Regions from separate parts of the Homo sapiens genome. Here region 1 is linked to region 2. The links are chromatin loops, found by intact Hi-C in ENCODE. Cell type or tissue: PC-3. All regions are shown on one strand. Links, peaks and the distances in the headings refer to the core of each region. The heading gives the core; the rest is flanking DNA. Region 1 overlaps DIS3L2 (DIS3 like 3'-5' exoribonuclease 2). Region 2 overlaps DIS3L2 (DIS3 like 3'-5' exoribonuclease 2).

The links. A loop is a pair of places that touch in the nucleus more often than their neighbours do. Peaks named below come from ENCODE experiments on the same cell type or tissue, not always from the same donor. Only the 100,000 strongest peaks of a DNase experiment are listed, where the experiment ranks them.
Region 1: it touches region 2 in a loop (8-fold over the local background); 11 of 110 quality-filtered maps call a loop at or near these places.

The regions. Positions count from the first base shown.
Region 1 is chr2:232,294,514-232,310,116 of GRCh38, forward strand. DIS3L2 (DIS3 like 3'-5' exoribonuclease 2) reads left to right here. Exons shown (of 21, transcript NM_152383.5): 14 at 5,527-5,606. Among named protein-coding and RNA genes, the nearest start is that of ALPP, 76 kb to the right of the region's middle. In PC-3, for the core only: a CTCF peak has its summit at 6,556; a DNase peak (open chromatin) is centred at 6,728; H3K27ac peaks cover 1,715 bases.
Region 2 is chr2:232,127,878-232,143,480 of GRCh38, forward strand. DIS3L2 (DIS3 like 3'-5' exoribonuclease 2) reads left to right here. Exons shown (of 21, transcript NM_152383.5): 7 at 2,742-2,842; 8 at 8,595-8,842. Among named protein-coding and RNA genes, the nearest start is that of MIR562, 37 kb to the right of the region's middle. RefSeq lists a silencer at 9,962-10,256. In PC-3, for the core only: no CTCF peak of the experiment used is centred there; a DNase peak (open chromatin) is centred at 9,684; H3K27ac peaks cover 2,237 bases.

The DNA.
Region 1 (15,603 bases), core at 5,205-7,704, 160 kb after region 2:
TGAAGGATCCCCTACCCTTATCCCTACCCAGACCCTTGGCTCTCCATTCCTTGACTTCTTTTTGGATCTTGTTTTTGACCAGCCATCTCCAAGGTCAGACACACAGCCTGCTCTCTGACCATGGCCTCAGCCCCTTCAACTCCCTTATCCAGTGACTCCCACACTCCTCTCCTTGACCTCTCAGACACTACACCCAGTGATTAGCAACATGGACCATACTTCAGCTGTGCCACTTACTTGGTAATTTGGGCCAAATACTTAATAAACTCTCCTGTAACATAGAGGTAGGAACCGGCTTTGCAGGGCTCTTGCGAGGATTAAATAAGATCAGCGTGAGAGATGCTTAGGACAGAGGACGTGCTTAATAAATATTAGCTCCATTCCAGACATCTGTCACCCAGCCGCTTCCTTCTGTTTTCTTCCCATCAGCCTCTTTCCCATTTATTTCCTTCCTGTTCCCCCGTAGGTCTCCTGGTCCATATGCTGCCGTATTGTATCTCCACTCCCTTACCCCCTTATTCTTCCCTCATACCTTCCTGGCAGATATTCAGCTTGGACCAACCTAACTTTCTTCACACTAATGTCTAAGTTGCTAGAAAAAAATTAACAGTGGGACAGATGCTTGCTACAGTAACTTCAGATCCTGTGGCCTCCGAATACTCCCTGGCAATACTCCCTGGCAATCCTTATGCTCTGCCCAGGTCAACTGTTTTTCCTATTCTCCAAAGGAGCAATTTCAAACCTTCATCACTTTCCTCAAACTCCTTCCCCCATCACACTCCCCATTCTTTGCAGATAATTTGTGTCCTAATTTTCAGGAAAGAACCTAAAAAATCATACTAGGACATTCTAAATCCCCCCTGCCCAATCCACAGATCTTACTGTTATCGCTGCCCATCTTCCTTCCTCTTGCAGCCAAGAAAGGGGTTCCACTTTTGTGTTGGATCCAATCCCTTGTCATCTCAGAGACCTTGAATCTGCAGTTCTCTCTGTCTCTCTTAATGTCTTCTACTCCACCATCCATAGTGCCTTCTTCCTGTCAGCATTGAAACAAGTCTCTGTCATCTTTAAATATACTCCCTTCAAACACCTTCAGTACACTCTCACATCCTCTCATCCTTTCCCATTCCATTTCATGAATCTTGCCTCTTCCCTAGCACTGTCTAATTTGCTAAAAGAGTTGTATTCACTCATGATTGCCATTTCCTGGCTTTCTATTCGTTTTTCAACCTGTCACCCCGATCTCTGCCCCCAGCACTCCCTGCAAGAGTCTTTTCTGATAGATCCAAAGGATTCCTTGTTTGGGAATGTTCTCTGTTACTTGACCTCTTAGAAGGATTTAACGCTGCTGACTATGCCCTCCTTGAGGCATGTTCTCTCTTTGGCTTCTATAATGTCAGAACTCAGAACTCCATAGCCACTCCCCAGTTTCTGTTGTCCAGCTCTTAAATACAGGTGTTTCTCAGGATTCTATCCAGGGCTCTCTTATCCCTTCAGGTTACAATCTTGCTTATAAACTTCAGAACTGTATGTTCAGCAGCCTACTGGCCATCTCCACTAGATGCCTCCCAGGTATGTTAGAATCCGCAATCTCAGATTGAACTCAAACTCTTCTCCCAAACCTGTTTTTCTTCCTTGTCAGGGTGAGTAGCAATAGCATCTGCCCTGCAGCCTGAGCCAGAGAATCCTGAACACTTGTTGACTCTTCCCTCTCTCACTGACTTTATCTCCAGACCATCACCAAGTCCTGTAATGCTGGTGAGGTGAAAGGAGCATGGATTTTGGTTAAAATTCCAGTTCTAATTGTGGTTTGCTCAAACTACTTAATCTTTCTCAGCCTCAAGTTCCTCATCTGTTTAAAGGAAATAGCAATACCTAATTTAAGTGGTTTTTGTCAGGATAAAGGAAAGCCTTTACTTGGTAGGTGATATGGTTTGGCTCTGTGTCCCCACTCAAATCTCACCTTGAATTTTAGTAATCCCTCATGTTGTGGGAGGGACCCAGTGGGAAGTAATTGAATTATGGGGGTGGGCTTTCCCTGTGCTGTTCTCGTGGTAGTGAATAAGCCTCACAGGATCTGATGGTTTTGTAAATGGGAGTTTCCCTGCACAAGCCCTCTTGCCTCTCGCCACGTAAGACTTGCCTTTGCTTCTCCTTTGCCTTCCACCATGATTGTGAGGCCTCCCCAGCCATGTGGAACTGTGAGTCCATTAAACCTCTTTCCTTTATAAATTACCCAGTCTCAGGTATGTATTTATTAGCAGTGTGAGAACAGACTAATACAGTAGGCATTCAATAAATGTGAGTCCTCCATTTAGTAAACATGACTGCTCTTCTGTTCCAGTCCTCTCTCTCCCCTACCCTATCACCACCTCTGCTGACTTGCCTTATTGTTGAGTTGGTGTGAACATAGTTTCCTGACTTTGAGACTCCCCCTGCAATTAGATTTCCCATAGTTCCTTCATGACTAAGGACTAAGTGCTGGTCACCACAGCATTGTGTGGGGTCTGGGAGGCAGATGCCAGATGTTACTGGCACATAATTAGATGTGTATGTACTTCCAAGTCTTGTCTCTTAGCTGTCTCCAACGCCACTGCACCTCCGTAAGCCAAATCCTCATCATCTCATTGGGCTACTGCAGCAGCCCCCTCTAAGGCATTTCTCTATGCCCTCTCTCACTTCAGCCCTTCTCTACCTGACCATCAGAGCTGGTCTTTCTGCCCTGAAACCTGCCATGGCTTCTCTCTTCTGGTGAAGTGAAGTTCACACACTCCTACGTGCAGCCTGCCTTGCCAGCTCATCTCCCTTGCATGCCTGTGCCAGCCCAGTGGCTAAGTCCTCTCTGACCCAGTGACACCTTTCATGATAAGGGAGCAAGAAGGATGCTTAGATACTGATTGAGAAGCTGAATACTATACTTCTTGGGTCTAGTGGCTAGTAGGACAGGCATAAGACACTCAGCTAAGACCAGCTGTCCAGAAAACTGGGACCAAAAGACACAGGAAACCCAGGAGGGCTTAGAATTCTGTAAGAATCACCAGTCATAAAATAAGGAGGAAAACCTATTAGTCTTCTGTCAAAGCAGTGTATGCTTATGAAGAATTTGGAAAATGCAAAGAAAGTAATCACCTGGAACCTCTCAGCTAGTGATAGGCACTGTTGCTGTTTAGGTATGTTCCTTCCAAGTCTTTTTTTTTTTTTTTTTTTGAGACAGACTCTCGCTATGTCGCCCAGGCTGGAATGCAGTGGCAAAATCTGGGCTCACTGCAACCTCCACCCGCCAGGTTCAAACGATTCTCGTGTCTCAGCCTCCTGAGTAGCTGGGACTACAGGTGCGTGCCACCACACCCAGCTAATTTTTTGTATTTTACTAGAGATGGGGTTTTACCATGTTGCCCAGGCTGGTCTCCTGAGCTCAGGCAATCCACCCGCCTCGGCCTCCCAAAGTGCTAGGATTATAGGCATGAGCCACCACATCTGGCCTCAGTCTTTCTTCTAGGAAGTCTTTGTCCTTTTTTACATAGTCTTCATGGTACACTGTATAATCAAGTGTGCATCCTGCTTTATCTCATCTGTCCAACCTATTTTTCCTGGGTTAGTAAAAATTCTCCCTAAGCCATGTAACAACTACCTGCTATTCCATGTGTGACTATAGCATAGTTTGTTTAACCTTTTGCCACTGCTGGACTTTTTAGTCTTTCCAATAAATAACACTGGGGGGAACAGTTTTGCAAATAAAACTTTTCTTCCTACATTTCTGATGATTTTTCTAAGCTATAAATTCATAACTTAAATCACTGAGTCAAATCATATGAAAATTTCTAAGCAATGCAGACTCAAAATGGACAGAATGAATATAGACCTGACCTCAGCTGCAAAGAGAGAGGTAAAGAGAAAAGGGTTGTAACTAATAGATGCTTTTAAAATTATGTTTTACTTCACAAAGGAGAGGGCTGGGAAGATTCAAGTGGTGCTCTGTAGGGCAAACATGCCTTTGACTTGAAGTTCTGGCTTCATGATGGTCGAGAAGGGCTTGTTTCTGCTTTTGTGTTTTCATCTGGGTCAGTTAGAGGACAAACCATTCCTGTGAGTTCCTTTCCCACTAAGGAAGAGAAAAATCGTCCAGTATCTAATGATGCAGATCATTAGCTGTGTTCGCAGCCTTGTAGTTAAAAAAAAAATTATAATAATGTATCCTCCTAATGTGCAGTTAATTTTAGTTAAAATCTCCCTAGTGCTTTAAAAACCCAGTGAATTTATAAACATAGTAGTTGGCTTGCATTTGGAATGTTAAAGCTGTCATAACCAACTGGCTCTAGCAGGGCATGCTGCACCTCCTTGAGCTCTGTTGGAAGTTCAGCACTCACCTGAGCACTGCCCTCTGGAATCCAGAAAGAAACCAAGACTTTCCCAGAGTTCCTGTTCCTGATCTTCCATAACTGAAGAAAGCTAATGAGTGTCTCAAAGTTAACATGTCCAAAGTCAAACCTTTGACTCCCTATCAGTCCCCAAATTCAGTCTTTCTCTCAGCAGTGGATCAGCCACCTGACTGGTGATTCAGATTCAAAATCTTGAACCGTCCTTGAGTTCTTCCTTTCTTTCCTTACCACTGCCAACATCAAATCCACCAGCATATCTTGTTGATTCGACTTCTAAAATGTACCTCAAATTGTCCATTTCTCTCACTCTATCCCAGCCCCCCTGGCCGCTCCCCTGACTGTAGTGGCTGCCTCCTGCAGGATGTTGCTTCTGCTCTGTGGTCTGTGGTCTGCAGTCTGCACTGTAGCCAGAGGGGTCTTGCCAAAATAGAATTCTGATTACCTCATCTACTCCTTCTTTTTCTTTTCTTCGCTGTTAAGGTAAAGGCCAAAAATTCCAGTGTGGCCAAGAAGGTCCTCCCCAGAGTCACCCACCATGTCCCTGGATCTATCAGCGCCCAACTTCACCAGCCATCCTGCAGCTCCTGCCCCAGGGCTTCTGCACTCACTGTGCTCTCTCCTCAGGAGAACCCTCTCCACTCCCCATCCCTCCTCCTCCTGATTCAGAGGAGCCTTCCCTTCTACCCATTCTATCCAGGTCAGGCTCTTCACTTTCATGGAAACATGGGGATTTTTTTCTTGCTTCAGAGAGCCTATTTTAATTTGAAGTTCTACACATATATGCACATTCATTGGTGTGATCATTTGATTGCTGTCAGTCTTCTCTGCTAGACGGTAAGACCCATGAAAAGAGTCTGCTGTCACTGTTCTTTCCCTCTCAGCTAGCTCATGTCTAGCACAAGATAGGTGCTTAATAAACGTATTGGTTGCATGCTGAATGAACAAGTAGAGTCTTGCTGACAGTCATCATTGATGATGGGGTCCTTGTAAGGTGTGGGCTCTTCCCAGAGTGGGCAGGCCCAGGTTCTCCACAACACATTGACTTGAGGGAGTGTGACTTCGTTTGATTTTATTTTTTTCATTTCAGCTATTGGAATGAATAGAGCATGCTGCCTAAAACTTCTTTTTCTCTTCTCTCTCTCTTCAGCTAAAGCTTGCTTTCACTCTGGACCACGAGACCGGATTGCCTCAAGGATGTCATATCTATGAGTACCGCGAGAGCAACAAGTAAGCCACTCAGTGGGAAAGAGTGTCACTTCACATGTGTGCAGCAGTGGTGCCTGTGGGCTTTCTGACACTGAGCTTCCATTGCTAAGTGGTTGTCAGGAAGGGAATACACCTTTTACTACTATACTAGAAAATAGCTGGCACAGAAATAGTCCTCTTGTAAGATCTCTTTGCCCCTAAGTATAGAACTTGGAGCACTTGCAGAGGAGCAGTTGTGGTGTGTTAGAAGTAGATGCTGAAGCAGACCTTCTTTCAAGGCTGCAGATGTCCCCCAGACCCTCCCCACTCTTGGTCTCCAGTCATGTGCCTGCTTGTTTGGTTCACTGTGTGACTTTGGCTTTGTTGTAGTTCTCAGTCACTATCTGCCTATACTTAGGTTTATGGGTTTTGTTGTGATTATCTACCTTGTAAATTTTATATTAATGGTTGGGAGATTTCCGGGTACTTACAGAGATTTAAATTGGTGCCCTTGTTGGAAAGGTGGCACCTTGCATACTTTCATAGCACCTCCTTTCCACATCATAGACTGCTCCTTTTTTTTTTTTTTTTTTTTGAGACAGGGTCTTGCTCTGTCACCTGGGCTAGAGTGCAGTGATAGAATCGTGGCTCACTGCAGCCCAAAACTCCCGGGCTCAAGTGATCCTCCCACCTGTTTCCCGAGTACCTGGTACTACAGGTGCACACCACCATGCCCAGCTAATTTTCTAAATTTTTAGTACAGACAGGGTCTCCCTATGTTGCCCTGGTTGGTCTTGAACTCCTGAGCTCAAGCGATTCTCCCACCTCAGCCTCCCAAAGTGCTGGGATTACAGGTATGAGCCACCACACCCAGCCACAGACTGCCTCCTTGACTGTGTATTTTCGTTTGTGAGACAGTGAAAGTGGTGGTGAATGAGGCACAGGAACTGTGCCCCGATGATGACAATGATGGTAATGACAGCGGCTACCATTGAGCACCTCCTATGTGTTAGGCACAGTACTGGGGACTTTACATTTGTTATCTCATTTAATCTTCATAACAACCCCGGTGTGTTATTTTATTATTGTCATATTTGCAGAAGCTAAGGTCTAGGGAACTAAAGTAATTCACTCAGGGTGACTCACCACGGCTGTGAGAAGCAGAGTCAACATTATCATGTTTACTCTGGGGAGAGAATAGAAGGAAAACAAGTGACCCGTATTTTTACTTAGAAACCCCAGTCAATGACAAGAGCAGTCCCATCCTGGACTTAAGGAGAATGTACTCTGGTCTCATTGTCTAAATATCCAGGCTGTTTAATTTTATTCAGTGGAAGGAAACAAATAGGCACATGCCAGTAGAACTGTCTACTGTCTATGACCTTCCAGAAGAGAAACCTGGGCCTTCCTCAAGACCTCTGGTGCTGTTTAGGGTAGAAGAGAGGCTACCGGGTGCCCTCGTTACCACATCTCCACTGGGATTACCTTCAAGACATGATGACTGTTTGTAATTTATCTTTAGGAGAATGCCATAGTAACTGGTGTGTACCCCTAATTAATCATAGGAAGGATTGACCAGACATCCTTTAACAATTCTTGCTGGACTCTCTGCTCTTTGGGAAAAGGTTGAAGAGTATTTATTCAATGGGAGAAGGACACCAGCTCTCTGTCCTTTAAGTTTATGTCTTAGCTGTTCACATATCTGGTGGCAACAACTTATGTTGTCTTTGACTGTGAGAAGAGAAAATAGCCTAGCTCTTTTTTTTTTTTTTTTTTTTTTTAATAGAAACAGTGTCTCATGATGTTCCCTAGGCTGGTCTTGAACTCCTGAGCTCAAGCCATCCTCTTGCCTCAGCCTTCCAAAGTGCTGAGATTACAGGTGTGAGTCATCATGCCCAGCCTAGCTCTGTGTCTTGGTTGATCCATAGCTCCTAGCATATTATCAGACCAAGCAATGTAAGAAGATAACTTAGGGTTTATAAATATGAATAAGTTTTGGCCCCCAAAGACCTCTAAAAGAAAATACTTGTGTAGGAAATCAGATAGGAGCCATGATCTAGAAAAGTATGGTGATCAGCATGTTCTCACTCATAGGTGGGAACTGAACAATGAGAACACTTGGACACAGGAAGGGGAACATCATACACCGGGGCCTGTAGTGGAGTGGGGGGAGTGGGGAGGGATAGCATTAGGAGATATACCTAAAGTAAATGATGAGTTAATGGGTGCAGCACATCAACATGGCACATGTATACATATGTAACAAACCTGCATGTTGTGCACATGTACCCTAGAACTTAAAGTATAATAATTAAAAAAAAAAGGAAAAGAAAAAAGTATGGTGATCAAATGCTTTGGTGACTGCTTTCTCTGGTTCTCTCTTGCTTGTATTAGAGTCAGTCTTAGGGTTCATTCTCAATCTTTAGACAACTTTCCTAACCTCTCTGAGCCTCTAGTTTCATTTATTTTCTTCTTCTTCTTTTTTTTTTTTTTCTATTTTTTGAGATAGTCTTGCTTTTGTCACCCAGCCTGGAGTGCAATTGCATGATCTCAGCTCACTGCACCCTCCGCCTCCTGGGTTCAAGTGATTCTCCTGCCTCAGCCTCCCGAATAGCTGGGATTACAGGTGCCTGCCACCACACCTAGCTAAATTTTGTATTTTTAGTAGAGATGGGGTTTCACCATATTGGCGAGGCTGGTCTTGAATTCCTGATCTAGGTGATCCACCTGCCTTGGCCCCCCAAAGTGCTGGGATTATAGTCGTGAGCCACCACGCCCGGCCTGAGCCTCTAGTTTCTTCATCTATAGGATGAAGTAGGATTAATAGTAGGATTAATTATTAATTGTTAATTAATTATTAATAGTAGGATTAATAATACCTCTCTGGCAGGGTTGCATGGGGCTCTCTGGCCGGGATATCATGTTGAAGTGTGTCATCACCAGTCTCACATATAGAATGCCCATAGGAAGTGCTTGTTGCCTCTTCTTCCCAAAGAGAAAAACTGGCTCATGACTTCCATCTTCCCAGAAAGTCTTCTGCCAACAGTGTACTCATGAGGGAAGAGGCTGGTGTGCCTGCCGTTCACAGCCTTTGGTTGTGTACGACGCTCTGTCAAAGGCAGACTCCTCACTCATGAGTTATGAAGCACGGAGGACCCCAAAATCCTGACTATGATTTATTGTCTCCCCCAGACCCTTCCCTGTTTGTGTTCCTCTGTTTCCATTTAGGGTCATTTTCCCTACAATGCCTGAATCCAAATATTGGCATAATAGTGTTATTTAGGAAATGAAGATACTCAGCCCAGACCCTTAAGGGGCCCATGTTGTCTCAGGCTAAGTAACATGAAGACAATACCAGCAGAGAGAGGAAATTCTACAGATGAAAAAGCTAGCTTGAGTATTAGTTTGGTACAACTGATTATTGAAACTACTGCCTTTCCTTTTTGGATATTCCCTGCAGTACAATTTGTAATCACTTTAGCATTCATCTCTGTTTGCCAAATTCAATCCATCAGCAGAAAAAGTTGTTCTGAATAAGTGCTGAGGCTGTTGGATGGTTCTCCCAAATAGTCTTTCCTTTCAAATGGAATGGCCCGGAAAATGGGCACTCCATTTTTATATTTTCTGGATTCTTTTATCAGCCCTCCATTAACGGGATTCAGTATCAAAAGCAGGTAAAGTTTTCTGCAACAGAGAAGAAGAATGTGGCCCTCGGGTCCATGGGTGGTGCCTGATAATTTTGATCCTTGGCTCTCTGTCATCCTGTTCTCCTTTCACATAAAGGGGCTAATCTCTACCTCTGGGGTCCAGGGAGGACAGTCCCTAGGACTTGTCCATTTCTCATGGGACTTGGACCCTGCCTTCTCTAAGGCTAGAGGCACAGCTGTCGGGTAAACATTCTTAAAGCTCTGAGGTCATTAGAAGAAAGAGAGAAGCTGTCCTATGGTGCCTTGGGTTCAACTAGTAAAGCTCTCCACCCTGAATTATTCTGTCAGCCTCCCAAAAGCTGCTCCAGTCTGCATCTGGAGGTGTGAGGCCTCACACCCCCTGGCAGATGCCACCGTGGGTCTACGGGTGGTGACTGGTTTTTTTTTTTTCTCTGTTGCAGAAAACTTTACCTGTCTTTAACACTAAATCCAGTTAATCAAGGAGTGATCGAGAGTCATTTTTGTCAAATTGAAGTTTGGAGATCTCTGGATATAGGGCAAGGAACAAGACCTTCAGGAGTGAATAAGTGATTTGTGAGAATTCAGTTACACATTTATGAAGCCCCTGCTCTGTACAGTGTGTTACATGGGGGAGGCAAAGATACGTTAGACCCAGTGCATGCCCTCAGGGTTTGTATAAGGAGCAAAGCGCACTCCAGCACCCTGTGGGATGATATGCACTTTGGCAGTGGTAGGAATCGAGTGCTATGGCAGCAACGATGAGGAAAGTGAATGCTTCCGACTTTGGAGTTACTGTGTGGATGGTGGTGACCTTCACAGACAAGGAGCTTTGTCAGAAGGCTCCTTTCTCTCCATCCCCACGGCTACCCTCCTTCTCACTGCCAGGACTGTGGAGCTGCTTTGCAAGCTATTCTTCCTGCCGTTAGCTGGTTGGCCTCCCGGCTGTCCTCTCTGCAGCCTGAGTGAGTGTGTGTGTCTTTTCCTTCTGGTTGCTTTTTAGACCTTATTTTTGTCTTTGGCATTCTGCAGTTTTACTACATTATGTCTGAGTGGATTCATTTTTATTTATATTGTTTAGGACTCAATATAGTTCTCATTTAGAAATTTTTATCTATTATCTTTGATTCTCTTTGGTTCTCTCTAATCTCTCCTTCTGGAACTTGTTAGAAACCATCTTATTTCATCTTTCCTCTCTTTTTTCTATTTCTGTATCTGTTAATGCTGCATTGTAGGCAACTTCCTCAAAAGTGTCTGTCACTTTATTCTCCTTGTAGCAGTTTACTATCGGCTGCTTAATAACCCTTCCCAATATGAATATTTGGTTTTTATTTTATTTTATTTATTTTTTGAGATGGAGTCTCGCTCTGTCACCCAGGCTGGAGTGCAGTGGCGCAAACTCAGCTCACTGCAACCTGCACCACCTGGGTTCAAGTGATTCTCTTGCCTCAGCCTCCTGAGTAGCTGGGATTACAGGCGCGCACCACCACGCAGGGCTAATTTTTTTGTATTTTTAGTAGAGATGGGATTTCGCCATGTTGGCCAGGCTGGTCTCAAACTCCTAACCTCAGGTGATCTGCCCAACTCAGCCTCCCAAAGTGCTGGGGTTACAGGCGTGAGCCACCACGCCTGTCCTCATGTTTGGTTTTTATATTTAATTTTCAGAAGTTCTGTTTGGTGCTTTTGAAAATCCGCCTATTACTATTAATTAATTTTTTTGGTGTCCTAGTCTTCTGTTATGATTTCTATTCTTTCTTTTATCTCCCTAATTATTTTGGTTGTATTTATTTTACAGCCTCTTTCCAGTTATTTGAAGAGTTTTAGTTCTAGTTCCAAGAGTACCAATTCTCTTATTTCTTGTGTCTATTGACTCACTCTTACGTGGTTCATTTTCTCTTGCAACTTGTTTTTTTATCATAAGATCATCTTAGGCTGTGCGCAGTGGCTCACGCCTGTAATCCCAGCACTTTGGGAGGCCGAGGCAGAAGGATCACCTGAAGTCAGGAGTTCGAGACCAGCCTGGCCAACATGGTGAAACCCTGTATCTACTAAAAATACACAAATTAGTTGGGCGTGATGGCACACACCTGTAAGACCAGCTACCCGGGAGGCTGAGGCAGGAGAGTCACTTGAGCCCAGGAGGCAGAGGATGCAATGAGCTGAGATCGTGCCATTGCACTCCAGCCTGGGTGACAGAACAAGACCCCATCTCAGAAAAAAAAAAAAAAGATCATCTTAAGTAGGGATTGTGTTTAGTGGGAGTTCCACATACTGTGGGTTGTGGATGTGTTATCTTATCACTTTTGCATATGTTCTGCCAAGACCCAGGGAGGTTCATAGGTCCTGCTAGTTTGGATGTTAACTCCTTGGCTTAGGAGTCTCACCTCCTGGGTAGGCCACATTCTGACTCCTCACCCATGTGCCGTGTGGGCTTCACATCTCCATTTCTCATAGGAGATGCCTCTGGTCTGTGCCACATACGGCCATTCCTCTGCTCTGTGAGAAAGGTCTTCCTGATTCTTTGTTCAAAGACCAACAGCTCCCAGGATCCTGGCTTTATGTGGGGATCTCAGTTCCAGTTCCATGACCAGGTCTTCAGTTCCATGGCCAGGTCTTCTGCCTCCTGCATGCATTAAAATCTTAGCTCCTGTAACTGTATCAACGTCTGATACTCCCGGCCCCCAGTTGCCACGGTAAAAATTACAGCTCTGACTTAATTTTTTTTTCACTTCAAGCATCTGAGAATTTTCTCATTATTCTTCTATACTCAATAATATATTTAAATTATTATTTTGGTATATTTTATCTATTAGTTCTCTGTGTTTGTGTTGGGAAGGAGGTCCACATCAGTTCAGTCTACTATCTTGTCAGAATCGGAGATCTGAATAAACTTAAATATGGTCACTCATTTAGCAAATGTATAGAGAATATCTGCTATATACCTGTATAGTTCTAGGCCCTGGGGCCACAGAGCTGAATAAACGCTGATGCTGCCAACAGAGGCCCATGTGCCAGTGGAAGGGACTGGGCACTCCTCAGCAGCAAGGCAGCCAGCCCTGTGATCCCACCCCACCTGCCTGCCATACAGACCCATCCTGTCTTCCTGCCCTGGCACCCTACATGCTGTCTGTACCAGATTACCTCACGCTCCTGCGTACAACGTGTCCCTGTTGTCATGCCATTTTCTGCTTCTAGAACATCCCTCTTTCCCAGAACCCCGTGCCCACCCATCTAGGTAACCTCTGCTTCTCCTTCCACTCTCAGCTAGGTATTTCTCCTCTGGGAAGCCATTCCACACCCCTCACAGGCACCACCAAAGCTGGGTCAGATGTGCCTTCCCCGTGGCCCTGTGCCGTGCCTGTCTGCTCCATGTCAGCTCTTAGCACTGTGCCTTTCAGTTGTGGGTTTGCTTGTTGGCTTCCGCCACTGGCCTGATGCTTTTGAGGTCAAGGTCTTGTTTTTTTCATTTCAGTACCCACAGTGCCTAATCCACTATCTGGCAAATAATGCTTGATGAAGGGAAGGTGGGGGACCTGATTTAGTCCTTTAGGAAGGGAGGGAGCATGGCTACTGAGGAGTCAAGCTTCTTTCCAGCTTTGTCTTTTCATTTGCCGTAGGATTATCATGATGATTAAATTACACATGACATCAGGGAAACTGTCTTCATGGATAGCTGTGAATTCTGAAGAGCTAACATGGAGAAAAGAAGCTGTAAAAATGTGGCTTAACTCTAAATATAGTGGTAATTACAGTCACTTACATCAGTTTTTTTTTGCCATTTTTTGCCGGGTAGTGAAGAACAGTGATAGCTATGAAGAGCATTAAACATGTCAGACAAACTTGTGGAAGCTGAATTCGATTGCAAGGCTATACTCTTGTTCACGACATCTAGACTTTATGATCCATGTACCATAATCATGATGGGAGCTACCATCTTCTGAGTGCCCGCAGACACCAGGCAAGGGGCTTACCCAGGTTAGTTCTAGTCTAAAACCATTCAAGAAGGATATTCACAATAAAAAATAAAAATAAAACCAGTGAGAGTCTGAGAGGTTTTATTATTTTCACAATTGTACAGAATAAAAAATAAAAACAAACCAAAACTGAAGAGTCTGAAGAGGCTCACCTGCCAAGGCCACAGAGGTCAAGGGCAGAACCTGGCCAGTTGTGGCAAATTCTAAAGCCTGTGCTGTGCCTTCATGACACCTGCCTTTCTCTCCATGCCAGGAAGCTGCAGGGAGTGCTGATTCCAGCCGTTTCTAAGCAGGCCTGCTTGGGAAGGCTGTCTGGGAAATCCTGGGATTTCCAGTCCCTGTGAACCCCAGGTCAGATGGGCAGCTTCTGACTTGTCATCAGAGTTCTGGGTTAGGCCAGTCACGCTGCTTGGCAGGTCACCATCCATTCAGTGGTATGTGATGTGGCTGTGTTAGTTATAAAGACCTCGTAGTTTTGGGGGTGCAGTTGCCCTGAATACCTGCCTGATTGGCCCTTGTAGTAGACCCTGGCAGACCCAGGCCCTAGCTTTGGGGTGCCTGCTCCTCTGCCCTGCTGGCAGTTGTGCCTCACTTGGTCCAGACAGTGAGGCCAGCAGTTGCTGGCAGATCCGTTGTCCCTGCGGACCTCTCAGAGCCTCCTTGACACTCACAGCCAGGTCCTCTGCCTTACTGCAGTTCTTACTCTTAGAACAGGTTAGTTTGCTAAACTTAACAAGAGAAAATCTTCCATTTTTTCCTGCCTAGCTACTGGACTCATTTTGGGACCTTGAAACACACATCATTAAACTTACTAGCTGGCCTCTAGATGTGTGAGAGAGAGCTACGCTGTGGGATTGATTTCCTTCGGCTGAAGTGTCTGCCGCATTCATGAGCCTGCCTTGAAGGACAGTACTCCTTGCAGCCTTCCAGAGGATAGGGCAGTTCTGGGCTGTACATCCTCTCCCCAGCCCACAGGCACCTGCTAGCTCAGGTCACTGTAAGGACACCTGGGTTCTCTTCCCCAGCACCTGAGCACATAGTTCTTTCTGCTTCCCAACATGCCCCCTGCCCGTGGGGGCTTAGCCTGCTTGGCATCCCCCGGGGTCTCAGAACACACTCTCTAGACACAATAGACCTAGAGAACCAACCCTAAAACCACACTGCGGTTCTCTGTTGTTTTGTGTTTATCATGGAGGATGTGATGGGTTCGTTCAGGTGCTCTGACAAGTGGACCCCAAGCAGGATTAATGTACGAGAGGTGTTGGGGGAAGGCCTGTGAAGGATGAGGGGAGGGAACAGGGGCAGGCCCGGGGCTTCCTTCACCTTACAGCAACCAGCCCTTGTAGACAGTATGCATCCCAGGGCTTTCCCGTGCTGGCATTATCACAGTGACTCAGGAGCTTCTTCCCAGGTCACTGCTGGTGAGTCTTTGAGCAGCTGAGCCACAACTTTGTACCAGGGCCTGTCCCTGCCCACACACCACTCAGAAGAGCATCCCCTTTGCCCACTAGGTAGTGAGTGAGCCACTCCCCAGACTCTATCTTTCTGCCTGTTTCCTCAGAACCACTCCTGTCCCACTTGCGTCAGTTCAGATCTGCAGAGAAGCAGATGCTGAGATGGGATTGGATGTTGAGAAACATATGGAGGAAGATGCCTGTGAAGGATGAAAGGGGAGAGAGTAGCGGAAGGCAGAGAGAGCCTTCAGACCTCAACACAAGTCTGGCCCTTATGAAGGAATTTGGAAAGGAAGGAGGGCTGGGTAGGGAGAGTCTCAGGCTACGGCCCAGGTTTTTTTGTTTAGTTTTGTTTTTTTGAGATAGGATCTCATGTTGCCCAAGCTGGTCTCAATCTCCTGGGCTTAGGTAGATCCTCCCACCTCAGCACCCCCACCAGCTAGGATTACAGGCCCGCACAATGGCTCCCACCTGCGGCCCAGTTTTAAGGTTCACTGACGGAAAGTCCTCAAGCCAAAGCCAAAGCCAAAGCCAAAGCTGACTGCTGGAGGATCCTCACATCTTGCAGGACCTGGCCTGCATTAGGACCCTGGAGGCGTGCTCACAGGAAGTGTGACTTCAGGGCAGATGCAGTGGTGGATCAGAGCACTTGCAGTTGGGGACATTGTCAGTAGTAGAAGATCTGAGTGATGCCTCTTCCTGGCTGCTGCACTTGAGGAGGGGACAGAGCAGGGTGTTCCTGGATGAAGTCCTGTTTAATTAGCTTCCCCCCTGCTTGGTTCTTTGCCTTTGCCTTCATCCTGAATAAGCAGAGGAAATATTTCCCAGCAGCTCTGACAACTTCAAACCAGCACCAACACTTCCCAGTACTTTGGAAATGACACTTTCTGTCTGCACCTTGGAACTGATGCCAGCTCCTCAGGCTAAGCAGCAGTGTTACCTAAGA
Region 2 (15,603 bases), core at 8,703-11,202:
CTGATCTCTAATCTAAATCATATGTCCTTTCCCCCTTCTTTTTGGGATTATTCTTTCCTTCTTAGCATTTATTACAGTTTTTATTTTTTTTGAGACAGGGGCTCACTGCGTCGCCAAGGCTGGAGTGCGGTGGCACGATCCTGATTCACTGCAGCCTCCACTTCCTGGGCTCAAGTGATCCTCCCACGTGAACCTCTCAGGTAGCTGGGACCACAGGTGTACACCATCACACCTGGTGGATTTTTTTTTTGTATTTTTTGTAGAGACAGGGTTTTGCCATGTTGCCCAGGCTGATCTTGAACTCCTGGGTTGAAGTGATCCTCCCACTTCAGCCTCCTGAAGTGCTGGGATTACAGGCGTGAGCCAACATGCCCACCCTATAATTTTATATTTATTGAGTGATTATTTATATGATATTCCCACATTAGTCTATAGGGCTGGGATCATATTTCTTTTAACACTGGATCTTCAGTGCATTAATGTGTTCAATAAATACACATGGAATAAATGAATAATAACTGATCTTGTGATTAAACAATGTAGTAGAGTCTCATTAAATTGACAACTTTGCTAATTTTTTTTTTTTTTTTTTTTTTTTTTTTGGAGAGACAGGTTCTTGCAGGCTGGAGTGCAGTGGTGCAATCTTGGCTCACTGCAGCCTTGAATTCCCAGGCTCAGGTGATCTTCCCACCTCAGCCTCCTGAGTAGCTGGGACTATAGGCGAGCACTACCATGCCCAACTAAATTTTATATTTTTAGTAGAGACAGAGTTTCGCCGTGTTGCCCAGGCTGGTCTTGAACTCCAAAGCTCTAGTGATCCTTCTGCCCTGGCCTCCCAAAGCACTGGGATTACAGGCATGAGCCACCCAAGACCAGCCGACAACTTTACTATTCAGTGTGGCAAGACATGGTTGTTGGAAATGTATTAAGGTGATTCACCTTTTCAACCTGGCATTGTGTTTCTTTATATCCATTGACTGTTATCTGTGATTCTCACCTGTAAGGCTTTAAACCTTGGTTTAATTTATTAGAATGTAACTTTGTCTGAACAAAGCCTCATTTCTGCCAGGATATCCTTCTGAATATAGAACCTGAAAAGGTCATGTTCAGGTCTGATAGAAAATCATGATTGGGCCCACTTCTATGGCTTGCCCTCTCTCTTAAGATGTAATTTGGTATAACATTTTGAACAGCCGACTTGCTGTTGTTGGGATGGAATCTGAGGTAACAGTCATTTGAAGATGGAGCCATCAGTGATCATCACAGAAAGCTGTTTGCCCAGGATTTAGGCTGCCTTGGAAACCCAGTCCTCTCACTGCAGTGTCTTGATTGGTAGCATTTGAGACCAAACTAGTTGTCAAATATCTAAGTAGAGGATACTTATTCATGGTAATTCCACGCTTTGATTTTTTTCCTCAGTTACTTTGTTCTGCAGAGCACATTGGTGAGGTATGTTATGGAACAAACAGATCAACAACTTGTGTGGTTTTTTTTCTCTCTACAATTATAAAAAATGTTCTAAAAGCATTTGATGATTTTGGAATCCTGAATTATGGGTTTAAAAGAAAAGTTGAACCTTGCTGATGTCCTCTTTCACTGATAGAGAGGGCAATCTACGATAGGAAAGTTTGTGTTTGCTTTTACTTTTTGGAAAACAATGAGGATTCTGCATTCAGAGGGCACTTCAGTAGGTAGATTTCAGCATAGATGGAAAAGCAAACAGTTGATCATTCTTAAACCCCGGTAGGTCAGATCATGTCAGTGTTTCCAGAGTACGCCCAGAATGGTAAAAGTTGGCTTTAAGCTGAGTTTTTGCTAAAAGGCAGCCAGTCCTGAAAAGGATTGATTTATTTACTTTGGCCTTGGCAACATCTAAATGATGATAAGTGCAAGTTTCTCTTAGCTCTCTGGAGAGGCTCCCACGTAAATTGGTTGTGACCCCTAGAATCCAGAATCCCTAACATAGTTGGATAAGAATATTTTGTGGGGAAATCTAATGTAACAAGTAAAGATTCAAAATTTTAAATGTTTAGAAGTGTGTAATTTGCTGCTTTTGTTCATGAGTGTTTTTAATACTTCTGGTAGAGAGCCTAACTGCCTCTTTCCTCAGGAGATGTGGTTTCAGTTTCTTGGGTGAATGTGCGTTTTGTAAGTTTTTTAAGAAAGGAAATTAAACATTAAAAGACTTTAAGTACTTTACTCTTTATATAATGTCACTAAGAAAAAGCCAGGAAAATCAGGGTTGGGTTTTTAAATTTATTTATTTAATAAATATAATCTATTTTCCACCATTTTGTTTGTTATGGCTGGTACCAAAGTACTTTTAAAAGTTAACATTTATTATGATTTTGTTTTATTTCAGCAGATGTGCATAATAAATTAACCTATCTCTATTCTTCATTTTGGGCTGGGGCAGCATTTAACATCTAGTTTTTTGGAATTTCGACACACAGGCTATTTAGTTTAATTCAACATAGTTTGATGCTCTCCAGTTGTATGATATTTATGATAGTATGTGAATAATGTTAAGTAGATAAAATGTGGTCTGCTGAGGCTGAGTGCTCAGCCTGAGTATAATACTGGTATGTGACAGGTCCACTGGCGGCCTGGGGTTCTTCTGTAAAGTGAGTAGTTTGGGGTAACTGGTATCCAGGCATCTTTCTAGATTGAATTTTAAAATCCCACTAATTGATATGCATCTGGTTGATGACTCCTCTTCTCTCTTTATCTTTTTAATGTAGGAAGAGAGGATGGTGATGCACCGGTTACAAAAGATGAGACCACCTGCATTTCACAAGACACAAGAGCTTTATCGGAGAAATCCCTGCAAAGATCAGCAAAGGTCATTGCCTACAGATTTTCTCCACGTGTCCAAATGGCTTTCACCTGAGCTACTTGTTGAAGATCTCGTGTGATTCAGTCAGGACTGTATTTGGTCATTTAATCAGAAAAGTTAGAGCAGAGAATCATAAAAAGTGAATTAAAAAAAAAAAACTTTAAACATATAAATACGAATCCATCTTCCTGCCTTTGGATAAGGGGTCAAGGCCTTTTCTTTGAGTGTGGGTATGTTGATTGGAGTTCTGTGTTATCTTTCTTGCTTAAACCACACTTGTAATGCAGCATTTATCACTTTGAGTTTTGGTGGAGTGAGAATTTAGACAGTGGAGAAGCAGTATGAATATAGACTCTCTTCAGATTTGTACAGTTTTTGCTCCAATTTTTTTGTTGTTACCATGCCCATACCTAATTTAAAAATAATTTTAATGTCTTTTTTAGTTTTTCCAAAGTATTCAATTTAGTTATAGAAACAATTGTTTTTATATTCCTATTTCACCATTTTGCACAATTCACTTGTATTCTTTAATTATAGAAGCTAGTGTCATTTTCAGATGTGGGATGAAACAGCTGACTTCTTTTTTTTTTGTTTTGAGACAGAGTTTCACTGTTGTTGCCCAGGCTGGAGTGCAATGGCACGATCTTGGCTCACTGCAACCTCTGCCTCCCTGGTTCAAGCGATTCTTCTGCCTCAGCCTCCTGAGTAGCTGGGATTACAGGCGTGTACCACCATGCCTGGCTAATTTTTTGTATTTTTAGTAGAAATGGGGTTTCGCCAGGCTGGTCTCGAACTCCTGACCTCGTGATCTGCCTGCCTCAGCCTCCCAAAGTGCTGGGATTACAGGTGTGAGCCAACATGCTCGACTAAACACAGCTGACTTCTAGCTGTGCACATAGCTCATAGTGGCAGAAATGGTGAAGGGCAACGTATAAAGTGGCATAATGGCATGAGGCTTTATGTTTCAGAAGCATCCATCAGTGTGTTTCATATGGGAATGCAGTGTGCTTACTCTACCAAGCAAGTTGATTAATAGAGTATTGCTCTTGCATACTGACATGAGGAATTTCTAAATTATACTCTATATATTTGAGTACTAACTGTGCTCCAGGCAGCATGCTAAGTGTGGGAGATTAGAATGAATGGAAAGCCTGGGGATGGATCTGGCTCACAGACCTATTTTGTTTGACCTGTGCAGTATTTAAAAATTTTGACTTCATGGCTTTCAGCAAAAAAAAAAAAAAAAAAAAAAAAAGAGTCGTCGGTGGGCGGGGGTGGGGGTGTTCACATTAAAAATTAGACTTTTGGCTTCTCTTGTCAAAACAAAACATTTGGTAACACTGGGCCAAATTTCTAAATGACTGTAGTCAGAGCTGAGTAGAGGCAGCCCTGGAACCTGTGTTCTTTGATTTGCTACTGCCCTCCAAACATGTTTTCCCTCTCCCTTCTCCCTTTTCCCTATCTCCCTTTCTTTTGGATAATGTTTTTAATGGATTCAACCAAAAATTACAAGGCAAACAGCACTTGCCTGCGAAACTTATGCTATGGTAGAGTCATTTCCATGACAATTAACATTATATGAATTGCAAGTAATGTAGTAATGTCAGCCTACTTTATACGTTTCCGTGCTGTCAAACATTAAAACAAGAAACAGGAATTTCCAGTTCAGACAAGATGGCATAGACCTATTTTTTCTTGCTCCTCCCACTGAGGATAACTGTAAACCCTGGAAAAAACAAGAGGCAACCAAAGGAGAATTCTGAAAGGTGAAAAGAGGAAGGCAAACTAGTTATGTCAGTACTAGAGAAACAACATAACAGCAGGGACCTCACAACCCCCACCAACAACAGCAACAACAGAAGGTGGCCCAGGCCTAGTGTTTCTGAATGCCAACCTAGCAATAGAGGGTGGCCCAGCTAGACTAATTCTCACCCATATCTAACAGAAATCCCTCCAGCAACATCCACAGCACCTGTAAAGAGCCCTAATGACCGTAAGTGGTTAAGAGAAGGGGTTTCCTTCCTCACCGGACCTGCAGCTTCTCTTTCCCACCAAGAGACATCAGGTATCTGAGTGGCTCCAACAAGAAGGATTCTAGAAGTGGCCCAGAAAGCCTCTTTGTTTCTGTGGGACTGCGACTCTCGTCTACCCAGAGGCACTGAACATTCAGAGACACTGGACATCTACCCAGAAAACACCAGGAAAGGGGATCTGGCCACAACATGCAGTCAAGTATGGGAAGCCCCTGTGTTCTCACAGGCAAGAGAATTTTGCTTCTTCACCCAGAGACACCAAGCAGCTGGGTGGCATTAGCAAGGGAGATCTGGTCATAATGGGTGTGTGGTCCAGGAAGCCTCTTTATCCTTGTGGGCCAGAGACTTCCCTCTCCCACTCAGAAACACTGGGCAGCCAGGTAGCACCAATAAAGGTGATCCTGCCACAACAAGAAACCCAAAATGGGAAGCCTCTTTGTCCTTGCAGGCTGGAGATCCCCATTCCATACTTAGACCAGGTGGCCTGGCTTGGGGAATTTCTTGCCACCCACATAGGCAGTACCAGTAGAGACCAGCGGGAGCCCCAGTGATACCATATAAACCAAACATACCAAGATAGCACTGCAAAGGCTATTTTCCAAGGAAATTGTCATTGAAACTACAGCCCACAAAAGTAGGTCAGGACCTGCATGTTAAACCCCAACAGGGTGTATGACTGCCTTCTAAAATAAAAGATTTAAATGAGACCCAGAGTGTCTTAACATGATAACCAAAAGGTCCAGGATACAATTGGAAACCACCAATCATATCAAGAACCAGGAAGATCACAACATGAATGAGAAGACAATCATCTGATGCCAACACTGAGGTCTTGCAGTTACCCAACAATGATTTAAAAATAGCCATCATAAAAGTGCTTCAATAAGCAATTAAAAACTTTCTTGAAACCTTGGAGAAAATAGAAAATCTCAGCAAAGAGTTAGAAATTATAAAAAGGCCGGGCACAGTGGCTCACTCCTGTAATCCCAGCACTTTGGGAGGCCAAGGTGGGCAGATCACCTTGAGGTCAGGAGTTCAAGACCAGCCTGACCAACATGGCGAAACCCTGTCTCTACTAAAAAAATACAAAAATTAGCTGGGCGTGGTGGCACATACCTGTAATCCCAGCTACTGGGGAGGCTGAGACAGGAGAATCTCTTGAACCCAGGAGGCGGAGGTTGTAGTGAGCTGAAATCGTGCCACCGTATTCTAGCCTGGGTAACAGAGCAAGACTCTGTCTCAAAAAAAAAAAAAAATTATATAAAGGACCAAATGAGAAGTATAGTCCTGAAAAGTACAATAACAGAAGTAAAAACACTATTGGATAGGCTCAGTAGTAGAGATGACACAGCAGAGAATCAGTGAACTTGAGGAGATCAGTAGAATTAACCCAATTTGAACAAAGAAAGTATAGACTGAAAAAAATTGAACAGAGCCTCAGGGAGTTGTGGGACAAGAAGAAGATTGAACATTCAGACAACTGGAGCCCTAGGAGAGGATCAAGAGACTGAAGATGAAAGGAGAGATTGTGCAGAATGGGGACAGGTGAAAATATATCTTCAGAGAATTTAAGGTTCTAGCAAAAGTTGTATAACAATGTATAATGCTGTCCATCTGTACAATTGTAATTTCTTTTCTGATCAACTCTATACCTTGCGTTTAAGGTTAGAGAATACTGGTGGCTGAAATGTTGCAGGACTGAGGGTTTTTAGGGTGGGGTTAGTGGAAGGACCAGAAGATAAGGCATTTGACAGCTTGGGTAAGAGGACTTGAGGTGATAGAATATGGTGGTTCAAGGCCGGATGCAGTGGCTCACGCCCATAATCCCAGCACTTTGGGAGGCCAAGGCGGGCAGATCTCTTAAGATCAGGAGTTTGAGACCAGCCTGGACAACATAGTGAAACCCTGTCTCTACTAAATAAACAAAAATTAGCCAGGCGTGGTGACTGGTGACACACACCTGTGGTCCCAGAAACTCAGGAGGCTAAGGCAGGAGGATTGCTTGAACCTGGGAGGCGGAGGTTGCAGTGAGCCAAGATCACACCACTGCACTTCAGCCTGGGTGACAGAGCAAGGTCTCCAAGAAAAAAAAAAGTGTGCATGTGGTATTGGTATTGTGTGTGCGCACACACACACACACACACGGTGGCTCTGGGAAGGGAGGAAAGGATTCGAGGCTTAGACGTAGATAACAGACTTGGAGAACAGGCAAGGGTTAAAGGTGCTAGAAGTCTTGATGTGGTGAAAAAGCCTGTGGAGTGCAGCACTGGAGAACAAGCGAGCTGTGTGGTGGATTCATCGGAGAGGAGGTGTTGGAATTGGAATAGTTCCAGATGATGCTGAGGTGTGGCCATGAGGACAAGTTGCTGAAATCAAATAGAAGTGAAGGTTGCTGGCGTTGAAGAGATAGGGAAAGGTGAGGACAGGATGTTGACTAAGTTACTCACCTGGATGGACGTGGGAGGGCCAGACTGTAAGCCAGGTTTCACAGAGTAACCAGGAGGCCAGGAGATGATAATAATAAGATGGGGACCACCTGAACCAGAAGAGGGTGCACATACATGCATGAGGCTGGAAGAGTAAAGGTCTGGGTGTGGCAGTGCAGCATGGGAAAACATGGACACCCATTTCAGAGGCTGTATGTGGGAAAAGGAGCATCCTCTTCCTAAATGGGCTGGGGAAGGCAGTCCTTAGGAGAGACAGTTACATGCAAGGGAGTGGCGAAGGGGGGTGTCCCACAGCCTTCTTGAAAGAGGGCACAGCAGTTTGTTTAAAATAGCTGTTTTTCAGGGAAGAAGGAAGAGTTAAGAGGAAGAAAGTAGAGCATGTTTTGGGACTGAGCTTGCATGAGAAGACGGGTGCCCTAAGGTGCTTTCCTGTGGGGTAGTAGCTGGGAGTGACTGGGGGAGAGGTGTGGTGCACTCAATTGGTTTGGAGGTTTCCTGCAGACAGGCTGAGATTCCACATGGAGTCAGGGACATAGAGAAGAGCAGCAGCCAGCTCAACTGCAGGCTGAATCTTTGTTCAGGGGTCTGGTGGGATGTCGGCAAGCTCTGAGGAAGGGATGAGCCTGCAGACTGGCTACGGTAGGGAAAGGAAGCACTTCAGGAAGAATGTGTTGAGGAGGGGGTGGTGAGGGAGAAGACTCACTTTCTCAGAGAATACTTCTCTCTTGATGGAAATCACATGTGTATGTGGTGGAGTGGTGGCCTCAATCTTCATCTAGTCAAATTAGAGCTTGGGCTTAATCTTGGAAAGAAGGAAGATCAAATATTTCTCCTTTCAGCTATTCAAGACATAATTAAGAGAAGTAATTTATGTCTGATAACCCTTTTACTTTTGCAAAAAGCACCTACCGTGTTGTTTGTGTGAGATACTAGTATTGTTCATGTGAGAAAAATATAATGTGAAACAAATACCTGGAGCTGTACTTCCCTGCTGGAGTCCCACATGTCTTTATAAGACACAGGTCATGGTAATAAAAGCACTTTGATTTAATTCATCCATGTATTGCATAATTTTTCTTGGATATGTATGCCTACTAGGTACTTCTTACAACTTAAATATAGATTACTAAGTCACAGATCATCACTGAGAGGCACTTATTTTGACCTAGAAAAACTGCTGGTTCCTGCTAGTTGATCAAATTATAACCTGCTGACCTCTCCCAAGTGTAATTCAGTTCTGCAGATAAACAACATTGACTATATCTTTGGTGTTTTTAGGTGGTTTACATCTTGGAGAAAAAACATTCTCGAGCAGCAACCGGCTTCCTCAAACTCTTGGCTGATAAGAACAGCGAACTGTTTAGGAAATACGCCCTGTTTTCTCCCTCAGACCACCGAGTGCCTAGAATTTATGTGCCTCTCAAGGACTGTCCCCAGGACTTTGTGGCACGGCCTAAAGATTATGCCAACACACTGTTCATCTGCCGCATTGTGGACTGGAAGGAGGACTGCAATTTTGCCCTGGGGTAGGTGATCTCTGGTAGGAAAAACCACAGGTCACAGGCAGAACTCAGTTTAGGTGGTCTTTAGGTAAACTTTTTGTGTATTTTAATTATTATTTCTTTATTGAAGCACGGTTTCTGGTGTATTTTGGTCCTGATTCTTCAGAAGTCACTCTTAGCTGCCACCTCAACTGATTGCCTGTATGTTCCTTGAATTACCAGGCAGTCACATTCTTGTTTTTGTTTTTTGGCGTAAAACATGAACATTCCGAGCCTCTACTTATTTAGTTATGTCATGTGTCCTATTTGTACTTGTGTACCACAGATAATTCATTGCATCAAACAACCAGTCCTCTCCTTGCAGATGCTAGTGTTAAACCATGCAAAGTCTAGGCATATTCAGGAGACCCCAGGCTCCTTTGCTTTAAAATATGAACATGAAGGTATATTTAAATGGCATTCTTTTTCGGTATTGATTTTGCCTGTGGCATTAAAAACTACCCTATTGTAAGAAGGAAAAGGGTATCATGTTTTTGTGGATGCTGTCAGAGATCAATCTAACTTAAATATACATGACATAGTCCAGGAGCATCATGGATGGCCACTTCATTTTCATCTGAAGAAACTGCTGGACCCAGTTGTTTGACCAAATGCTATGCCTATTTTCTTCTTAGAACTGGTATTCATATTGAAAGAAAAGCAGTAAGTTTTAGCTATGTTAAGTGTTTATTATAGATGATGTCTGGTTTATGCTTCACAGGAAATGACTATAAAGGTATACAATCTAGAAAAGAGCCTGTTGATTTACTTTTAGTCTAGTTTAATGACTTGCTTGTTGGTCATCTAACTTGTACAGGATGCACCCTCCTGGGAATGTCCTATGGGTAGGAGAGTCAGCACTGAATGGATGGCTACAATGTGCTGCTTTTATCAGGTTTATTCTATACTTAGCTTCTTATGCCTAGCAAAATAAGCCAAATCAAATGTGTGTGTCATATGTAAGAGTGTTTCATATATAAGAAACACTACCCTGTGCCACTTTTTCAGTTATATGAAGATTGGTGTGATTTAAATGATCTCATAGCTACTTAGGAACAGTTGTACTTTCTTTTTTTCCTCTCAAGTGGTGTGATTGCAATGTCATCATTTTTAAGCCTAACTAATTATCCAAAAGTGATGTCAACCCCTTGAGCCCTAAATAGTCCTTCTTACAAGCTTGCCCGTTTCTCACCATCAAATCAAAAGGCCCAGTAACGGTTGTGCCACCTGGTCCTGTTGATTGTGCAGCCACACTCTGTTTGGCAGTAAAAGAGGAAGACTTTCACATCAAACCAGGAAATCCAGCCTTGTTTTTTATCTGCCTTTCTGTCGTATCCCATTGTGTGTACTTGATTGGACTACTTCCTTAGTTTTCAAGTTGTAAGGGTGTAGTCAGGAAATCTTCATAGTATGAGTTTCTCTTATTACTTTCATGGCCTTATAGGTATTTTTTAATTTTTATTTTTTTTATAGCTGAGCCATTACTTCATCAGGAACCCTTTTCTTGAAGGTAAAATACAACAAAAAGGGAGTCAGGTCTTTGAAGCCTCAAGCACATTTGCTGGATTTAAAGAAATAATATTTAAAAAGTCACATATTAATCATGTAATTTTCAAAATAAAAAATGAAGATAATCATATTTAGATGGAAACATCATGCTTTTTCTCTACCTTCTTAATATAAGGATATAAAAATTGTCATTTATGGAAATATGCCTTTTAAAATCTTTGTGAAGAAGAGAAAATTTATTTTAAGAAATAAAACATGGTAGGTTTTCCTGATGAATTTCTCAAATGACGTCTGTTGTATGAGGGGTGAGGGCTGCAGCTGTTGAGTATGTTGGTGGTCGCCTTGCCATTTTGTTCTGGTTATCCGTTACTGATCTTTAAGAACTGAGGTCACTTTTTCTTAATCAGAACATGCTGTGCTATGACTGCCTAGGTTTCCTCCCTTATCTTTGCCAGGCTTTGACCAGGAGTGTGACGGTAATACCTGCTGTGGGTGCGAAAGTGTTATGGTTAGCTTCCACATAAACTATCCCTAAAAATCAAGTTTAGCTAAGGTGGCTTCCTTCTCAATTTGTTCCCAACTCCTATACCTCTCTCCTTAAAAGTATCGGACTTCCTTTGCCTATGTAATTGCTTCTAATTATTCAAGTTCAAAGTCATTTTCCTCTTCTGTAGTTACATTTAGTTCACCAGGCTGGTTTTGATCCAACTATGTGTAAAGCACTATGCTATATTATCTGAGAAATACAATGGTAAACAAGTTATGGATTCGTTACTTAAGGAACTTATAGTCTAATGCAAAAGGATTTTTGCATGTATATATCATAGCGATAATTTGATTCTAAGAAGTGTAATCCCACTTGAACTAATTTAAATAAAAGTAGAGATTAATATAAGAAGCTGGTGATTCTTTTAAAAACCAGAGCAGGAAATGGAGGAAGTCTCATGAGAAAATCAGAACTAACAAGGCAACAAAGGAACCACAGCTTCTCTTTCACCCCTGTGACTAGCCCAGCCACCACACAGTATCTTTTCTTTACCCCTTTTTGCACATGAGCTGTGTTATTCTGCTTCTCTCTGCACAGTAGTCTTCTACCTGCACAACAGCACACGTGGCCCCAAAATGGCACTGCCAGTCCTATGGCAGTTACATACTAAAGTCTAGATCATAATACAGAATTTCTATGGTGGAAAATCTTACTGGTCTAGCTTGAGGCAGGTGTTTTCCCTCGTCAGTAGTTTCAAGCAGAGGTGGGGGTCCAGAGTCCCATCCATGACTCACACCCAATTTGCAGCGCTGTGGGACTCCTGGGAAAGAGCGTGGATAAAACAGATGGCTTGAATGGCTTATCTCTTTGAGTTCTACCTACAGTACAAAACAGAATGTTCTAAGTTCTTCCATAGAATAGAATAATTTGGGGGAATTTAGAGGAGGTAGGTAAAGGGGGAAATCCAGGATCATTTCTTATAGGACAGAGGCCTCTTTGCTAAAAGATCACTCTGACTGAGAGTAAAGAATAGATGAGAAGGGACATGCCTAGTAGCAGGAGGTCATAATACACAATTGCAGTAAGACAGATGAGGTGGGAGAACCTGAAATAAAGGGTTGCAATGGAGGAAACAAAAGAAATGAAAAGATTCAGGGGAGATTAAGAAGGTAAATTCTCCCAGATGCGATGACTAATTAGAAATAGGGCATGAGGGAGAAGGATGGAATCTTGGATGAACTTTCAGGGCTCTGACTAGGGGGAGTGGGTGGATGCTGATGGCATTTAACCACAATTTACTGGGAGCCATCTCAGTTCCTTCTGTGGTCTTCACTATCGAAAATCAAACTTGCCATTTCCCAAGCTGAGTGTGTATGTTCATAGTTCCAAACTTTTGCACATTACACTTCCTTTCCTAACAGTGGCTTTCTCCTTCCTCTAGTGTTTGCTTGGTGAAATACTCAACTTTTAAACTCATTTGTCCACTCAAAAAAAAATGTTCCTTGACTCACAGGCCTCCCTTCTGGTGCTCCCATAGCTTCTATTAGTACTATTATTATATTTCTCATCTGTTTGGTTTGCAATTGCTTGTTTGTTTTACTTGGCCATGAACTCCTTTAGGACAAGGACACTTGGTGAACATTTGCTAGCTGGTCAGATGAGTAGATGGAAATGGATTGATGACCCCAATGTCTTGAGCCAGGTTGACTAGGAAGATGTTGCACCATGAATCAAGCTAGAAAACACACAAGGAGTAATTTGGAACAGAAAATGATGAGAACTAAGGTTCTATGACTTCAAAGTCCATGCTTGACAATGGCATACAACAAGTATAAAAACTCAGGTGGAGAACGCCAAATTGAGAAGGCACAGATATTTAACAGAAGGATTGAATAGAATGCACACATTAATAGAATATATGATGTTAGTAGCTTTGGAAGGATCCTTAGGTAGGACATGGAGCTTGGCCTCCCCTTTGCTGTAAGCATTGCTTCTCTGACACCCTAGTGCTGCCTTGGGGCCACCATTTAGGGGCAGCTCAAAGAGTATTACAACATTGGAGACTTCCAGTTGTTATAAAGTTATTTTCTATCTTGTTCTTAGAATTGTCATGAGAGATCTCAGTTGAACCTTGTTCACCTCTCTATACATCACATCGCCCACATTTTTATGAATCTTGTTCTGTAATGCTATCAAAACCCAAGTGAACCCTTGCTAGCTTTTAGGGATCACTGTTTTTTGTTATACATTACAACATATTTAGTACCTTTAATATTTAGTACTACACTCTAGTCCAGGATAATTAAAAAGCCACATTGGTTTCTTCGCTGGAATGATCTGCAATTACATAATCAGATTTACAGTTTTAAGAGCTTCCCAACCTCTTAAATCATCTTTCCCTTTAGAAACTCTTGCAGTGGAATTCATGCCTATATTTTCTCAGCCCTTTGGGAAATCTGGTATCCTCAGTCTAGAGTTTACAGTTCCAGCTTCTCTTTCCGGGATGTCTTGAGCGTAGAGATAGCATGGTCACTTTCTCCCAGATTTGTCATGGTTTCTTCTTGACTATTTAAGGGTAAGTCTTGAATAAAATGGAAACGTTTTACAGCAGCTACCGTGAGGAACTTAATAGTGTTTCTTGGCAACACTGAAGGCTAGCTGAAGATATGTGACATGAATCGACCTAGAGCAAATTGACACATTTATATTATTTTATCAAGCAAAGTCTGGTGGTTTTGAGGGGTGGAGGAGGAGGAGGAAAAATGAATAGGTCATTACAGGCTGAGAAGTTCTTGGTTGAACATGGGATTGCCTAGGCTTAATGGGAGGCTGTGGAAATGAGAAACAGAGAATGGGTCACAGTGCTGCTGGCTTTAATGAGTGTGAAGGACAGCAGGTTCCATTGGAGCAGATGACGGAGTGAGGTGAAAGCAGAGGAAGGGAAATTCTGACCTTAGAGGACTGTGGTAGAGATGGGAAGTAGGGGGTGGAGGTCTGTTCTGGTATCACCTTTGTCTCCTAGCTTTTCACCTTGTGGTGGTTGTTAGCCAGTCAGCAATATTTATTGACCCATGGAAGCAAATACTTTTACATTCCATTCAGTTTTGATAGATACTCAGTTTCTTACAGGGTAGATAGGAATTGAAGAGGTGGTCATTAAATTACATTAAATACATTGAATTGTAATTAGTAGGAAAATTAAACCATGACTAGATTGATAGAAAAAACAAACAGAAGAAATTAGTTTGTTTCATTGAAGCATAGGCTCCAAGATTAGCAAACTGAAAAATAACTGTATCCAATCTTTCCCTTTGCAAAAGGAATATTTCACCTTTTTGAGAGCATGTTCTTTAAAGATAGCTCTGAGGGAGAAACCAAGTTATATAATGCTATGGACTCGCATTACCAGATCTATAGAGTTTGTATGTTCTTTTCAAGGGGTATGGACCTGGCCGGCTAGGAGGCAAAAAGCAAATCAGGCTGAGGAGGGGGCTCTTTTTTTGTGACTGTTGGGCTCCACCTGGTGGCCTGTAAGGATCAGCTTTGGAAAAAGCTGTGTCTTCAACACTGAGAAAATCCTGGTCAAGGCAGAGCAAAAGTTAAAGGAATGGAGGAGAATGATCCTGATCCAGGCTTAGGTTACCAAATTGTTCCTTTCCTTGATGAGCACTGCATGCAGTTTTGGCACTTCTTCCAAAGTCGCCATCTTCAACTGCAATTTCTAGTGCACCTTCTTGAAAATATTATGATGTTAGAGGACCTTAGATAACCATCAACCTCCTCTTATACTCATTAAATCCTTTCAGCTTCCTCTTTGCTTTCTTCATATCAACACCAATTCACTCTTAAATTTCAAGACCTTTTCTTAAATAACTCAGTATTGTTGACTCTTACTTCTTTTCTCCATGCTTTTATCTATTTTCACTGATAAAAACACCGTTCCTGAAGTCCCTATTCCTTAAGTGCTACTTTCTGCTGTGTCATAGTACTGAGCCATAAGAAGCGAAAATAACTCGTTCCCTCTCCTGATTATAGAAAATAATACATAAAATATACAGCCAAAGACAAGTGTATTTGCCACACTTCGTTTTTACTTTGTATTGTTGGAAGTTTGGGCCCTCGGTATAGTTGATGTTTGATTGTTCCCCACTTGTACATTCTCAGGGCTGTGATGCCATTATATCTGTTTGCATGGAGTTTCCAACATTGGACCAACATGTATGAGAGCATGTATTTAAGAGTAGTAATACGATAGTGGTAATCACTGCAAGAGTGCATGACTGTCTTCTAAATATCGTCTAGTTGTAAGACTAGGAGTTTATAAGAATATTTAGTAGAGGAAAGATGATGAATGGCTGAGAACACTAATCTTGACTATTTAATGTTCCTGTTTTCTTTAAGGCAAAGAGGCCAATTTGAAGGACTTTCTTGTTATATTTTTTTCTGTCTGTAGCTGGTCCCTTTCCTCAGTACGTTTTTAATAGGCATATCACCCAGGATAGTAGATCTGATGCTTATTTATATAGAATGTTTATATGTTTCCCAAGGCCCCCACCTATCATATGTAGGAAGTTGGGAATATTGTTGCAGTGCCATTCAGATTAATTTTACAGTAGGACTCAGTTGGAATGTCATTCTTTGTGAATGGCAGCAGTATTCATGGAGGAGCTCTAGTGAAGAAAAATTGAAGTGGTGATCATTATAAATAACTCTATGGAGGAAAACTTTCTCTCTTACAACTATTATTGAA